Linked DNA regions of Homo sapiens: region 2 is linked to region 1. A link is a loop called in an ENCODE intact Hi-C map of the cell type or tissue named here. Cell type or tissue: mucosa of descending colon. All regions are shown on one strand.

The links. Peaks named below come from ENCODE experiments on the same cell type or tissue, not always from the same donor. Only the 100,000 strongest peaks of a DNase experiment are listed, where the experiment ranks them.
Region 2: it touches region 1 in a loop (2.9-fold over the local background); 46 of 110 quality-filtered maps call a loop at or near these places.

The regions. Positions count from the first base shown.
Region 1 is chr1:154,882,890-154,887,889 of GRCh38, reverse strand. No RefSeq gene overlaps it. Among named protein-coding and RNA genes, the nearest start is that of KCNN3, 15 kb to the right of the region's middle. In mucosa of descending colon, no CTCF peak of the experiment used is centred here; no DNase peak of the experiment used is centred here.
Region 2 is chr1:154,573,431-154,578,430 of GRCh38, reverse strand. CHRNB2 (cholinergic receptor nicotinic beta 2 subunit) reads right to left here. Exons shown (of 6, transcript NM_000748.3): 6 at 1-2,669. The coding sequence ends at 2,499. Among named protein-coding and RNA genes, the nearest start is that of CHRNB2, 8.2 kb to the right of the region's middle. RefSeq lists a silencer at 3,364-3,658. In mucosa of descending colon, no CTCF peak of the experiment used is centred here; a DNase peak (open chromatin) is centred at 1,984.

The DNA.
Region 1 (5,000 bases):
GTTTTAAGCAGAGAACCAATGTGATCAGATTTGCTTTTTTTTTTTTTTTTTGACAGAGTCTAACTCTGTCGCCCAGGCTGGAGTGCAGTGGTATAATCTCGGCTTACTGCAATCTCCACCTCCTGGGTTCAAGCCATTCTCCTGCCTCAACCACCCCAGTAGCTGGGATTAAAGGTGCATGTCACCACGCCTGGCTAATTTTTGTATTTTCAGTAGAGACGAGGTTTTACCATGTTGATCAGGCTGGTCTCTACCTCCTGACCTCAAATGATCCGCCCACCTTGGCCTCCCAAAGTGCTGGGATTGGAGGCGTGAACCACTGCGCCTGGCCAGATTTGCATTTTCAAAAGACTTTTCTGTTGCCCTGTGGAAGATGGATTTGAGGGCTGGAGGGGTGGGAGTGGGACCAGTTAGGAAGGTGTTGGGTTAAGTCTGAACAGGGAGGTGGAGAGAGAAGGAAAGCGATGCTGAGAGCTACCTTCAAGGCTGGGTCCACAGGATTGGGTGCCAAGGACGGCTCCCATCTTCTGGGGGATGCTGGGGATCTGCCTGAGCTGGGGAGACGCTGGACCAGGAGATGATTTTGGAGGCACAGCCGAATCTATTTGGCACATAAGGGTGAACTCCTCAAGGATGGACACACATATTATTCATCTCTAATTCTCTGGTTGGGCACAGCAGAAGCCCAAGAAGTGTTTGTGGAATAAATGACTGGAAAGCCACTCTTGGGCTTGCTGGTCTGTCTTGTTGGCCAGCATGTAGTGCTGCTCCTCAGATGACAAAGTGAAGTGTCTATTATGTTGTTTCTAACTTGGTGGGTTATCTGCCCAAATAGACGCTCTGAAGGTGACCCCAGATGATAGCAGAGAGAGGCACATGTGGGCAGCAAGTGGGTATGTGTGGGCATGTGGGAGGGGGGCACTGGGAGTTGGGGGAGCATTGTCCTTAGCATCTCATCACCGTTCATTCACATTTACTGCTCAGCTGGGAGCATGCTCTGGCTGCAGGGCGGTGCTTTTAGCCCAGAGGCTCAGAGCACTTTCCTATCACTAACATGGAACATTCCCAGAATTCCCCAGAGGCCTGGGGTTCCAGACAGTACAACATACAGAAGGCTGAGGCTCCAGTCACACTGCTGAGGTGTCTGAGCATAACAGTGCATTCGTCTGTCCAAGCATGCACCATTTGTTCATTCACTCGTCATGTGCCAGGCACTGTGCTGGGCTTGGGGAATCCAAGGGCAACAAGACAGGCCTGTCCCAGCCTCCTTGAGCTCACATGCTTTATGCACATCCAGATACAGGGGTGCCACTGTCACTAGAGCCACCTCTGGAGTCAGCTAGCAAGATCTGGAGCACATTATCCTCACTTCCATCTCAGCTGGTTGAGCTGCAGTACTTGAGAGTCTGTGGATGATGATGTTATTGGGAGTTTTATCTCTAACCACATGTACCTACTTCCTGGAAGTTCAGAGCAATGATCCTTAAAATGGCCAGAAACTAAAACTGAAAACCACCCAACTGCCTAAGAAGAGTGAATGGCTAAGCAAATTCTAGACATATGATGGGGGAGGAGCATGACATTATCTAATAAAAACGTGGGGTTATGTTGATATGTTAATGAGATGGGATTTACTGTCACTATGAGACTGTCTTTAATGAAACAAGAACATAAAATATCAGGTACACACTAATTACAGCACAACTGCTCTAAAACCTATATACACACATTGTCATCTCAATTGTATAAGGAAAACACAATGCATAGCAAAAGACTGAAATATGCCACATCTTAACAATACCTACTTTGGTAGAGGAATTTTACGTGACCTTTCTGCTTCTTTATTGTTTTCTATTTTTTCCCAAACTTTTAATAATCAGCAAGCATTTACCGTGAAAATTCAGAAAAGTAAATACATTAAGACTCTCCTATGTTTACACATTGGCATAGGTCAGAAAAGTATTTCCAGGGATGTTAGCTGGGCGTGGTGGTGCATGCCTGTAATCCCAGCTACTTGGGAGGCTGAGGTGGGAGAATCGCTTGAACCCAGGAGGCAGAGGTTGCAGTGAGCCGAGATCGTGCCATTGTGCTCCAGCCTGGGCGACAGAGCAAGAGTCCGTCTCAAAAAAAAAAAAAAAAAAAAAGAAGCATTTCCAGGGATGTCAGAAGAGCTTGGTGAGCGCTAGATTCAGTTGTTTGTATTTGTAATGAACCACACACTGATCATTGAGAGCTGAACTAGGTAGACACTAAGTGCGCCTTTGTTCTGAAGTGCTGGGATTCAACTTAATTCCATACAAGTTGAACAGCTTACAATCCTGTCAGGGAGGCAGACTTATTTATTTACTCAACCGTTTATTCAACGAGTGTTTATGGAGTTCCTCCTTTGTTCCTGGCATTGTCCCAGATGCTGGAGAACATAAACACATAATCACAATGTGATGTGAGAAGGGCCTCAGCAGAGGTCCCGACAGAGTATTAGGGGAATACAGCATGGCTAACCCTGTTTGAGGATGTTGGGGATCAGCGAAGGCCTCCTAAAGCAGGATCATTTGAACAAGGCCTTGAGGGGTGAATAAGAGTTCTCTAGGCAACAAATAGAGGGAAATGGAGCCTAAGCTACTTTGGGAATTATTTTTAGAGATGCCTACATGTGCTATGAGGGAAGATAGAATATGTGGATTGTTTATAGACTGTTGTCCTCATTCCAGCCAGGAGACCAGAATGAGGAGTTGAGTTCAAAGGTCTGAACTCACAAAATTAGAATAACTCATTTGTGTCCTGGCTGTTTTCTTACCCCATGTTTAACTAAACATCATGTGTGTTCAAGGCCTCTTTGAATAATGACCCTCTCAACGCTGGATCTTGACCCAAGTTCAGGAACTGGAAACATCTGGATCCTGCTGGGCTAGAAAAACATGTGTGACCCCTAGATCTCTATCCTCACACAGAAAGCAAGGACAGCTTTCAGAAGGGGACTCACAACTGGAAATTCTAACAGGTAAATATTAGTATCATTAAGAAATCTTGCAAAGGTGATTATTAGCCATCTCTTGTCTGTCGAGTTCTGTTGCTTTTCTTTCTTCTCTCCTTTTCTCAGTTTTTCTCTCTCCCCTGTGTCTTTCTCCTCCTTTGCCACATCTGTCTGCCTCTTTCCTTCTCGTCTGTTTTTCTATTCTCTGGTCTCTTGTTCTCGCTCTTTGTCTCTTTCTGTCTCTTGGAGCATTTCTCTGTCTCTCTTGCTTTGCTACCTTTCTCTCTCTGTCTTTCTCTTTCTTGTATCTCTTGCTGACCTTGGGGTCACTCCCTTGGTTTTCTCCATTTAATGGAGCCCCAACTTGCCTTTGATGGCATTTGGGGAGGGCAAAGTTAGTCGGACTCTCTGAACTTGATTGGCCTCCCGTGACAAGGATCTCTTTTCACAGGGTCTGGATTTAAAGTGTGAAAATATAAAGAGCTTTTTCATTCTGACTCGCACATATCCCTACTTGAGCTGAAGCATTTCCAGACAGATAATCATCAGGTTTCCTACAGGAAATTAAAGACCTCAGTACCGTGTAGTTGTTTAAATCACCCGTATTGCCCATTAGGTTTCATGAAAGGCTTTGCTTCCCTGGTATGTGATAGAACAAATCTTTAATAAGATTTTTCCCCCAATTTTTCTAATGAAGTCGGTCGTGTGTGTCCTCTAGATAAGCTCACAATAAGGCCAGCAGGTTCCCATTTTGGTATGAGCCGGTGCCTCACCCCTTCTTATCTAAGCCACAAGGACACGGAGCTGGCACATGTCCTCAGAGTCCACACTGGGAGCTGCCCCGGGGACAAGAACCCCTACAAGTAGGAGCATTCAGACCTCTGGCTGGATTGGCGGATGTGGCCATGCAGTGCCTTCTGTCCAGGAGCCAATGGCACCCCCACTTCTGCCTTAAGCCCCCCGTGTGCCCACACTCCTCTGGTTACCATCTGCTTCAGAGGAAGTCAGGCCCCAGTCTAGCCAAGATGGTACTCCTCCTTCCTTTTCTTGGTGGTTGGTTTAGGTCTGAGCATTTAACCCCCCCTTTTTCATTTTTATTTTTTTTGAGACTGAGTCTTGCTCTGTCACCCAGGCTGGAGTGCAGTGGTGCGATCTCAGCTCACTGCAAACTCCGCCTCCTGGGTTCAAGTGGTTCTCCTCCCTCAGCCTCCCGAGAGTAGCTGGGATTACAGGTGCCCACCACCATACCCAGCTAATTTTTGTATTTTTAGTAGAGACGGGGTTTCAACATGTTGGCCATGCTGGTCTCGAACTCCTGACCTCAGGCAATCTGCCCGCCTTGGCCTTCCAAAATGCTGGGATTACAGGCATGAGGCACCATGCCCCAGCCTAACCCATTCTTTGACCAGTGAGATGCAAAGGAAAGTCTAGGGACTTCTGGGACAAATGTTCTCATTATTAAAGAGATCCACAGCAGGGGGCTTCCCTTCATTGCTGTTGCACTTGAAGGTTGGCAATGGGATGCCTCAGTGTGCCCTGGCTACCTTGTGATCAACCTGCTGAGGATGGCAGAGCAGAAAGTCAGGAAGAGCCAGTGCTCATGGTGACATGTGCTGCCAAGTTAATGACCCCGGGACTGTTCTACCTCTTGAGTTTTTAGTGTGTGAAATAACAAATTTCCTTGTTTTTAAACTCTCTTGAGGTTTTTTTTTTTTTTTGACTGGCAATTGAAAGCATATTAGTAGACACAGACAGGACCACAGAGGTCCAAGATGGGCCCCCATGTCTTCTGAGAGAGGTCTGAGCTCACTGAGAGAAGGGTAGGGTGGGGACAAGCCTTGGGATCGAAGGCCCTGCCTTGGAGCAGTTTGTCGTTCCATGCTATGACAAACCATGGGCAAGAAAACCTCTCTGAGCTGAAGTTTCCTTGGCTCAAAATGAGTATTGAGTGCATCACAGATGCTCAATAATCATCAGCTCTCTTCTCTTCAGGTATGCTTATCTTCCAGTTATTATTATTATTATT
Region 2 (5,000 bases), 310 kb after region 1:
TAAAAGAGGTCAAACAGCAGACAAGCTCTAGGCCTGTTTACTCGTGTGTTAACCGGGTCATGGAGAGGAGCTGGACAAGCTGCTCTCTGCCATCCCCTCTAGCACCATTTGGTGACTTAACTTGGACAACAGCCATGTATGGGAAATATTAAAAGCAAGTACAGCCACAGCAGCAGCTGCTGGGGCCTCGGGGTAGCCCAGGCCCTGGGAGAGCCAAGAGGGAGGGCCTCAGGCCGGCATCCTACCCTTCAGAGGGAGGCTCCTTTCCTGTTGCTGTTTCTGGTTCCAAGACGCCTTCCCCAGGACCATGAGTTCAAGGAGGGTTCAGGCATAATACAGGCAACTCCCAATCCGCTCTAGAAGAGGGAAAGTTTCCATAGTGCAGAGACACTCCCTGCTACCAAGAAAAGGTGTCCGTGAGCCCATCCTGACAGACGAGATGCGCTGAGGCCTGTCTCCTGCAGCCACTGGCTTCCTGTCCCAGTGATAGGCTTCCACAGCCAGTACAGGACTAGAGCCTGGGGTCCCTGAGCACACACCTGTGTCAGGAGGTGCTGACCCAGAAGGGAGGCAGGGCCAGGGCAAGGGTTCAGCCCAGGAATGGAATGAAACTGCTGAGGGGGCTGCAGAGAGAAGCCTGCCCACCCGCTAGACTCCCTCTGGTGTTCCTGTAATGTTCCTCCCAGCTCCCCCAGCTCTTCCTGATAAGGGAGACTTGGTTTCCTCAGGGAAGAGGGGGGAAGAGTGGGCCTGGGAGGGAGGCTGGCATGACAGTCAGGGGACCCCATTCTCACCAGCTCCAGTTGCCTGTCAGACTCAACATTCATGAAGCATCTACTCTGTGCCAGGTACAGCGCTAGACTTTTTCACAAGCACTGCCTTATCCTCCCAGCAACCTCAGGAAGAGGGCATTGCCACCTACGTTTTATAGGCAAGGAAGCTGAGCTCTAGCAAGATGAAGGGACTTGCTCAAGCTGGCTCACATGAGTTACTAGCAGGGCCAGGACTTGAATCCAGACTCGGGGGTCCCTGTCCCATGCTCTGTGCCTGTGCTGTGTCTCCTCCCTCTGCCCTGCCTAGAGAAGCAGGAGTCCCAGCTGGGCTCTAGGGACAAAATGGCTTGTGTCAGGTCAGGTCCCTCAGGTGCACTTGGCAGGCTGACCCGTCTGTAACCCACCATCTGCTGGCCTCTGGAAGCAGAGTCAGGGTACAGCTTCCAGGGACACATGGGGCAGGAAGCCGAGGCTATGCTTTCTGAGGTGTCGCTGGCAGCAGCAGCCCTGTCCTTCCCAAGTTCTGCTTCAAAGCTGCTCAGGTTTGGTTGGGAAGGGGAAGAGGAAGAGTGACAGCCAGAAGGATGGAGCCATGAGCAGAACAGACTGGAGCAGCACGGATGTAGCAGGGTTCCAGCTGTTCACCTCAGCTCTGCTGTGGACAAAGAGGCTGGGTTGGCTTAAAGCTAACATCCTCAGTTCACTTCCTTAGAGTAACCAGTCAGTTCAAAGTGGGGAAAAAACAGGGCACTCGACAGATGGATCTCAGGGCAGGGAGGAAGAGTCAGACCCACCTGTGCTTGTCTCACCGTGTGGGTCAGTTTCTTCATCTGCAACATGGCTTATGTTGGAATCCATGGCTGTACAAAGTTCTTCCAGTTCCAAAAGCCCATGAACTTGGACTTCTCACAGATTTCAAGTATTTGGACCTGAGACTCCAAGCAGGTCACCCAAAGATTCAGAACTCAGAAGCTCCCCTAATACTCAGCCTTGCCCCCCACACCTTGAGCCTGAGAAAGGAAGGAAGAAGAGGGAAGTCCAGAGGGTGCAGAATTCTTCAGTGGGGAAAGAGGATCTGGAGCAGGTCTCTGGATCCCTTAGAAGCAAGGGGCTGTGGGACTGAGCTGGAAGCCTCCCCCAGGGGTCTGTGACCATGGGGCCCGGCTAAACCCTACTTGGCAGGAATCGCTGACCACTGTGGGGCCCACCCAGTCCAGCTGCTGTCCACTCAAGCAGCGGCAGGTGTCAGGTCACACCCAGGCCTCTCTCTTCCCCTCCCTTCAGAGCTACCATTGTGTCAGGCCAGCCCGGTGCGGTGTGAGCTCCTGCCCTTCCACCCCTTGTCCTATACCCCTCTTCTCCCATGACTTGGAGGCAGCAGACAATCCTGTCCCCTTCCTGGCCCCTTGCCCATCACTCCTCAGGGTGGATGGCTCTGCCATCTCTGTCTTCCACTTAGCAGCCTTGCTCCCCTCCTCAACACTATTGCCTGGGCTGGTACAAGAGATGGAGAGCAGCCAAAACAAAGCAGTTGGTCCAGCCTCCAGGTTGGAGCTGCTGTGTGTGGATGGAGGCGTGGGGGAGGAGGGACTCCAGATGAAGCAAAAGGATGGATCTGTGGGGGCAGCGCCCCTCTTCCTGGTAGCTCACTCGTCCATCCTCCACCCAACACTACTGTGCAGCAGAGGGTGGCAGGGTGAAAGAGCATGGAGATGAGGAAGGGCCTCACTTGGAGCTGGGGGCTGAGTGGTCTGAGTGGAGGAAGGTGGTGGTGGTGTAGTTCTGGAAGAGAGGCTGCAGGAACATGCCGATGGTGCCAAAGACACAGACAAAGACAAAGATCCAGAGGAAGAGGCGGTCGATCACCATGGCGACGTACTTCCAGTCCTCACTCACCTGGATGGAGGAGACGGAGGAGGCCCAGGTCACATGATGCAGGATGGGAGACAAACGAGTATAAGCGGGTCCCACCACACAGACACACACCCCACTCCTCTCCTGCAGTGATCCCAGAATGATCTTGTTAAAGCATGGCTCTGATCTTAGTAAAAGCCTCCAGTGGCCCCACTGCCTTCAGGGCCCATCCAAACTCCCCAGTCTGGAATCAAGACCACCCACGACAAATATGAGCCTATCTCCTCCTCCTCCCACCCCATAACATAGCCCTACCAAACCCTAGTGTGTCCTCCCAGATCTCTGTGTCTTTGGGTTTCCTTTGTGTCTGGAAATCCTGAGCTCCCTTTCTCTACCTGGTGCACTCCTACATATCTTTCAAAGCCCAAATCAAACATCACCTTCTCTGAAGGCTGCCTTGATCCCCAGATCAGCATGAACTGCTGTCTGCTCTGGGTTCCCTCTGCACTGTGTACACGTCTCCATCACAGTATATTTACTGTACTGTATTGTTTCAATTTGCATGCCTGTCCCCCTACTAAGCTACAAGTTCCTAAACAAGGACCCTGATTCATCTTTGTCATCTCAACATCTGGAACACAAGAGTGTTAAGTAAATGGCTGATGCTTTAGTGAGTTAAGTGGCTGCCTCAGCCGGCCTGGCTCCTTTTATGATCACACACTGAGCCCCATCCAACCACACTACGTCCCCAGAGGGTGAGACCAGGTCCCAGATGTGAACAAATCGGTCAAAAAGATAATGCTGTCTGTGGGTTTGAGAGCCAGTCACAAGGCTTGCACAAACGGCCAGCATCTCCTCAGAGCTGCTCTACTCCAGCCTGAGTCTGGGCCTTTGTGCACGTGTTTATCTGGAGCCAGGCCAGCTCAGGGGGTGGGGAGACAGCCACTGAGCATCTTTATTTAGTCAGCAGCTGAAGAACTCACTCGCTTGGCAACTGTGCCTGTTATATACCTGGCACCATGCTACACACTGGGGATGCAAATGAGCAACAGAAACGCAGCCAGTGGTTTACAGTCTACTGAGGGAGGTGGAGCAAAAATAAGCACAAATTTAAAAATTCCACACTGGCAAACAAAGGATTGAGATAAAAGGAGGAGATATCATTTAGAATGTGGTCTGGGAATGCCTTTTTGAGGAGGTGAGATTTAAGCTGAGGTCTGATGAGTGAGAGAGAACCAGCTGCATGAGGAAAAAGTTAAAGAAACAATCAGACAAACCCACACGGAGGGACATTCAGCCGGCCTGGTCCCTTTAAAAACGTTTATGCCATGAAAGACAAAGCTGAGGAACTGTTCCAGATTGAAGGAAACTAGAGACATGACAACTAAATGTAATTTGAGACCCTGGATTAGGATGAGGGTGGGGGGTGATGCTACAAAGGACATCACTGGGACAATCGGGAAAATTTAAATGTTGAATTTATATGAGATACAGATATCAATGCTAAATTTCCAGCAGTCGATCACTGAACCTGGGTTATGCAAGAGAGTGTCCCTGTTCTTAGGAGAGACACACTGAATTATTTGGGATAAAGGGTCACAGTGTCTACAATTTACTCTCAAATAGTAGAGTGAAAGTTAATAATTGTAATGATTTTTTTTTAAAGAAAAAGGGCATCCCAGGCAGAGGGACCCATGTGTGCAAAGGTCCTGAGGCCACGAAAGAGCTTGGCTTGCTTAAGACAAGATAAGCCAGGCTGGGCGCAGTGGCTCATGCCTGTAATCCCAGCACTTTGGGAGACTGAGGCGGGTGGATCACCTGAGGTCAAGGGTTTGAGACCAGCCTGGCCAACATGGTAAAACCCCGTCTCTACTAAAAATACAAAAAATTAGCTGGGCGTGGTGGCGGGAACCTATAATCCCAGCTACTCGGGAGGCTGAGGCAGGAGAATCGCTTGAACCCCGGAGGCGGAGATTGCAGTGAGCCGAGGTCGCACCACTGCACTCCAGCCTGGGCAATAAAAGCGAAACACATATCAAAAAAATAAATAAATAAAAGATAAGCCAGTGACCAGTGACCTGGGCAAGGAGGGAAAGGCATGAGCCGTGAGGGAGACATCTATTTGGATGCAGGAGCACAGGAGCTGAATCAGGGAGACTATTAGGAGACTCTTCTGCCCTAGGCCAGGCAAGAGCTGATGATGTCCTAGAACCAGGGTGTTAGCATGGAGATGCTGAAAAACAGATGAAGCTGAGAATGACTTTGGGGTTGTGACAGGACAAGACTTCTGATGAATTGGACAGAGAGGGAGGTGAGAAAGGACAGGATCAAGGATCCCTCTGGGTTTTCAGTCTGAGCCATTAAGTGAATGGT